Linked DNA regions of Homo sapiens: region 1 is linked to region 2. A link is a loop called in an ENCODE intact Hi-C map of the cell type or tissue named here. Cell type or tissue: heart left ventricle. All regions are shown on one strand. Each heading gives the region's core, and the rest is flanking DNA. Links, peaks and the distances in the headings are about the cores only.

The links. A loop is a pair of places that touch in the nucleus more often than their neighbours do. Peaks named below come from ENCODE experiments on the same cell type or tissue, not always from the same donor. Only the 100,000 strongest peaks of a DNase experiment are listed, where the experiment ranks them.
Region 1: it touches region 2 in a loop (14-fold over the local background); 9 of 110 quality-filtered maps call a loop at or near these places.

The regions. Positions count from the first base shown.
Region 1 is chr16:9,420,906-9,423,826 of GRCh38, forward strand. No RefSeq gene overlaps it. Among named protein-coding and RNA genes, the nearest start is that of LINC01177, 23 kb to the right of the region's middle. In heart left ventricle, for the core only: no CTCF peak of the experiment used is centred there; no DNase peak of the experiment used is centred there.
Region 2 is chr16:9,368,791-9,371,711 of GRCh38, forward strand. All of the region lies in intron 1 of LINC02177 (long intergenic non-protein coding RNA 2177), which reads left to right. Among named protein-coding and RNA genes, the nearest start is that of LINC02177, 15 kb to the left of the region's middle. In heart left ventricle, for the core only: no CTCF peak of the experiment used is centred there; a DNase peak (open chromatin) is centred at 1,611; H3K27ac peaks cover 644 bases.

The DNA of each region.
Region 1 (2,921 bases), core at 320-2,819, 52 kb after region 2:
AACACACTTTGCAAAAAAAAAAAAAAAAACTTTGGTGTTTTTCAATACCTTGTCATGATTGGCCCCCATGGCTTTCTCTCTTGATCCTTCTGAGTATCAGAATAAGTATGATCCAGGACTGGAAGACATCCATGTATGACTGCAAGGTGCTAGAAAGAGTGGAAACATATTACTTGAGGAGCACACTAGGGTCTAGGAACATGTTGGGGCATTATGACGCAAGGAAGTAGGAACTAATGCACACTCACTCGGCTTTGCTGTGAGAGCCTCCTGGATTAGATAAGGCAATATTACTCCTAAGGCTGCTAACTGAAGGTCCATGCAGAGAATCTAGCCTGTAGATATTTTGCTTGGGTCACCATTTTATTAACATTATTTTTAATGTGTTACCAATCCTTAAAAATTGGGAGATCTCTTTAGAAATCTAGATTTCTGGCTTCTTTTGAAGATTCAGAAGCTGATGCATCCCTGGACCAAAATTCCCACTGGCAATAGTAGGCTATTTTGGAATAGCTGCTGGTCCCTTTGGACAGATGGGCCCTCTCCCATTTGTTTTGACCTCTGTCCAGGTTGCTTTGCCCATTTTCATTGCCAGCCTGGTCCCTGTAGACCCTGGAGTTTGAGACTCCCTGTGCTATTCCTTTGCTTCTATGTCTGGCTATCTCAGCTCCCCCAACAGGCGCATATTCTGGGCTCCTTTTCCCACTGGGTACTTGGCACCTCAGCTGGTCTGTTTCTCAGCATTTCCTGGTGATCTCCTTACACTGAACCCAGGCTCCCTCCCACAGCAGTGTCTCTTGTATTCCTGACTGCACCTGATATCTTTCATCTGTCCAACAAACATTCTCCCATTTTTTCTTTCTTTCTTTTTTTTTTTTTCACTAAAGAAAGAGTCAATTGTTCAGCCTCAGGGGATGCATCACAATTGGTCTGATTTATCTGTGGAAATTCCATTTTATTTTGCCTGGAATTGGTTTAGGGGTGGGCATGTGACTCAGTGGCTCGGTTCTTGCCAACGACACCTAAGAAATCTACCAGGAGTTTCCGACAAACATTTTCCTCTCTCATTAAAGAACGATTCCTTCCTTTTGGAAGAGTGTCATCATGTGGAGATGTATTGCTTGGAGTCATAGCAGCCATCTTGTGACCATGAGGTGAGACCTCATTTTCACACTGAGAGTAACAGAGGACAGGATGGTCCCAGGATTCTCATGCTATCACTGAGCTGCTAAGCCAAATCTAGGTTTGTTTATTATGAGCTTCTTTGGTTATAAGCCCCACATGTACTTACAGCTTAAGACAGTGTGGAGCTTTTAAAAAAAATTAATTGTAGCCAAACGCATTTCTAACCAATACATTTTTTCTCATCAGGTAGATTACAAACTTCATGAAGGCAAGACTGCATCTGTTTGTTCACTAGTATATAGGCAGGGCTTAGCACAGTGTCTGACATATAGCTTGTAGTCCACAGATATTTATTTAATGGATGAATGAATCCATCTTGGCATTTGAAACTAAGTTAAGTATGAAGACAGCAGCAACATCTGACTTATGTGCTGTGGTCCAAGTATGTAATATATTAAACAAAATTCAGGTGAGTAGTAACATAATATGCTGAAAACCATTTTACACATGAGGGTTCTTGGGCTTTAGAGAAGGTAAATTAGTTGCCTATATCCATGGATGAAAAATAGTTGAGTCTGTATTTGAACCCCGGCAGTTCAGGTTCAAAATCTGTACTCTATGGACTCTGGTTATGTCCTAAAATCTACTGCTTGCCACCCTCAAGGGAAGACATAATGTTTGCAGCAAATGATATAATTCCTACAGGCTTTGCTTTGCAAAATACAACGATGACAGAACTATCCAGCAGAATTCGGTTCCCGTGAGCCTTTGTTCACCAGATGCTATTTTTGTGCCAGTTAAGAGTAGAGCTACAAAAACTGGCGTCATAGAACCCGACAATTAGAAGAAAATTTTGGCATTCATCCCTTTAACTACCAGCTTCCGAGCTCATGCTGTGGCAGCCAGAACATGGACCTTGGAGTCTGATTGGCTTGATTTCAAATTCCAGCTCTGCCACTCAAAAGCTGTGTGACCTTGGACATGCAATATCAGCCCTCTGAACCTTGGTTTTATCACCCGCAAAAGACAGGTGGTTCTAATGAGGTCAAACATGCAAAGTGCTTTGCACAATACCTAGCACATAGTAGGCACTCAACAATTACTAGTTTCTGGATACTATGCTCTTCCATCTCAGTTCTGAAGTCAACCATAAGTAAATTTTTTTTATAAAAATTATCTCATTTTACATATAAGGCAGACGTTAAAGGGATGTGGAAAATTCTTTTGAAGATTTCATAACCTTTATTTCTAGGTTTGGTGCCAAAGAAGTAAACCTCAGTTCATCCCACTATAAAAGAGAAAGAACTTTCTACCTAATGGACAGTACAGCTGAGATATTCTATGATTTAATTAAAAGCTGCAGAGTGTCTTCCTATCTGCAAATGAATGACATTTAAGTAGAAACTAGTGTTCAGCTATTTCATTACCTGGTTAAGTAATATGCCCCAAATAGCAAGCTTTAGTAATTACTGTACACTTTTCTTAAATACGCTGTTTACTGATTACCTTATAACCGGATAATACACATACATAATTTTATATTTATAGATAAGTGCTCTTTCCCGACAACTTGAACACTTAAATTATGCAATGCAAAAATCACATAATTGTGGAGAAACATTTGTCGTCTGGCATGTGAGATCTCCAGGTAAATAGCATAATTATAGGTATCTGTTTGGAATCAATAGAAGGTAGGTCCTTCTATTGATTTACAAGTTATCTTTCCATCATTTTTCCACTTTTAAAAGTGAAATTCAAGGGCTGGGTGCAGTGGCTTGTGCCTGTGTTCCCACTTT
Region 2 (2,921 bases), core at 170-2,669:
CTTTATTTACTTGTTGATTGATGGGCATTTGGACTGGTTTTGTATTTTTGCAATTGCAAATTGTGCTGCTATAAACAATCCAAATCGGTAAAGAGGAAGTCAAATTGCCGCTGCTCGCTGATGATATGATTGTGTACCTAGAAAATCCCAAACACTCATCCAAAAAGCTCCTAGAACTGGTCAATGAATCCTGCATTCATTCATTCATTGTTCAACAAATACTCGTTGGGTCCTTTCTAAATGTGTCAGGCACTGTGCAGGGTGTTAGAGAAACATCAGTGAACAAAAGGGATAAAATCTCTTCCCTCATGGGACTCACACTTTAGTGGGATGTGTGTAGTGCATGATGACATAATTGTAGCACCCATTGTATGCAAATAGGAAAGGAGGCTGGCATGATGTCAGGCCAGTGTCACAGCCCCTCTGAGTCTGTTTCCTTTCCCTTAAATGACTTTGATAGGTCTTTCTCTTAAATGACTTTTTTTTTTTTTTTTTGAGACGGCGTCTCGCTCTGTCGCCCAGGCTGCCACGCTGGAGTTCAGTGGCAGGATCTCGGCTCACTGCAAGCTCCGCCTCCCAGGTTCACGCCATTCTGCTGCCTCAGCCTCCCAAGTAGCTGGGACTACAGGTGCCCGCCACCACACCTGGCTAATTTTGTTTTTGTATTTTTAGTAGAGACGGGGTTTCACTGTGTTAGCCAGGATGGTCTCGATCTCCTGACCTCGTGATCCGCCTGCCTTGGCCTCCCAAAGGGATTAAATGACTCTTGTAGGCCTTTCCTCTTACCGACGTTGTAAGCATTGAATAAGAGGGTGTTGTGAGTTGAATTGTATCATCTCCAGATGCATCTACTGATGTTCTAACCCCTGGAAATAGGACCTTACTGGAGATCTTGTCTTCACAGAAGTAATGAAGTTAAGTTGAGGCCATTTGGGTGGGCTTTAATCAGTAAGACTGGTGCTTTTATAAGAAGTGGAAATTTGGATACAGAGACATGCACAGAAGGAAGTGAAGAGATCCAGGGAGAAGACAGCAATCTACAAGCCAAGGAGAGAGGCCTGGAACAGAGTGGAGTCTCCCCCATAGCCCTCAGAAGGAATCACCCCTGCTGACACCTTGATTTTCAACTTCTGACCTCCACAGCTGGGAGAGAATAAATTTCTGTTGTTTGAGCCACCTTGTTACAAAACTCCAGCAAACCAATACAGAGGGTTTCTGTAAAGTGTTGATCTCAGTGTCTGGCAACTATGAAGTATTGCACTGGACAAATGGAGGTTGTAAGAATAACAGAGGTAAATGATTGCCTGGCCCCTAGCCAACCCTTATTCCATGCTACTCCCTCCCTCTCACTTTAACAAGGTTTGTTATAAAGGAAACTCCCAGTCAAATCCCTGTGGTCACTCCTCCGACCGCTCCCACCTCTTTGCCGCCTTTTCTCAGATAGGTTGCTTCAAGCCAAAAGCACTTCTCCCAGCAGTTCTGACTTGATGAAGTTATCTTGTTTCAGGGCTGAGCAGAGCTTTCCATGACAATAGCTCTCTGGGGGAAACGAAGCCAGCTGTCACATCGCTGCCTGACACTTTGCTATCACACATTTTCTTCCAGGTCTCCTTGTCCGACAGCTTCTTCACAAGTGGCTCCGTGCAGGGCCTCCATGACCTCGAATGACTGATTGCCACCTAAGCGGGCAGTTGGGCTGCATTATCACAGCTGTTACAAGGAAAGAGAGGGTTGTAATCCCTCTTCCCCAAATGACAGACTGCTTGTTAGACACAGAATGGTCACTGTGGCTTGTAAGATGTGGGTGGGGAAGAATAATCCATTTATAGAAAACCACAGACTGACAACCTCTCCTTCTTGCTGTTCCCTGTCTCCTTAAACCTGTTTTCTCTGCCCACTTATCGGATCATACGGATTCTGAAATGTGTCTGACATCCAATGGCAACTAGCAATGTGCAACCAAAAGTTATTTCTTGGCCTGGCATGGTGGCTCATGCCTGTAATCCCAGCACTTTAGGAGGCTGAGGCAGGCGGATCACCTGAGGTCAGGAGTTTGAGACCAGCCTGGCCAACATGGTGAAACCCTGTCTCTATTAAAAATACAAAAATTAGCTGGGTGTGGTGGTGGGTGTCTGTAATCCCAGCTACTTGGGAGGCTGAGGCAGGAGAATCACTTGAACCCAGGAAGCAGAGGTTGCAGTGAGCTGAGACGGTGCCATTGCATTCCAGACTGGGCAACAAGAGTGAAACTCTGTCTCAAAAAAAAAAAAAAAAAAAAAGTTATTTCTTGCCTGGCCAGGATACCTCAACCACTGCTTAAAACACCTACTATATACCAGACATATAAAACCATTTATTGATCTATAAACATTTATTGAGTTTGTATGGTAGTGATTCGAATGAGTGAAGGTGTCAATAAGAGATACCAACTAAAAGCAGCTTGACGAAGTCATTATATGAAGAAGACACTTGCACATGTGTGTTTACAGCAGCGTAATTTACAATTGCAAAGATGCGGAACCAACCCAAGTGCCCATGGATTGAGTGGCTAAAGAAAAACGTGGTATATATACACCACGGAATATGACTCAGCCATTAAAAGGAATGAAATCATGTCTTTTGCAGCGACTTGGATGGATCTGGAGGCCATTATTCTAAGTGAAGTAACACAGGAGTAGAAAACCAAAAACCGCATGTTCTCACTAAAAGCGGGAGGTTGAGCTATGAGTACGCAGAGGCATACAGAGTGGTATAATGGACTTCAGGGACTTTAAAGTGTGAGAGTGTAGGGGGGCCAGGGATGGAAAAAACCTACACGTTAGGTACAATGTACACTACTTGTGTGATGAGTGCACTAAAATCTCAGAATTCATCACTATATAATTCATTTATGTAACCAAAAACCACTTGTACCCCAAGAA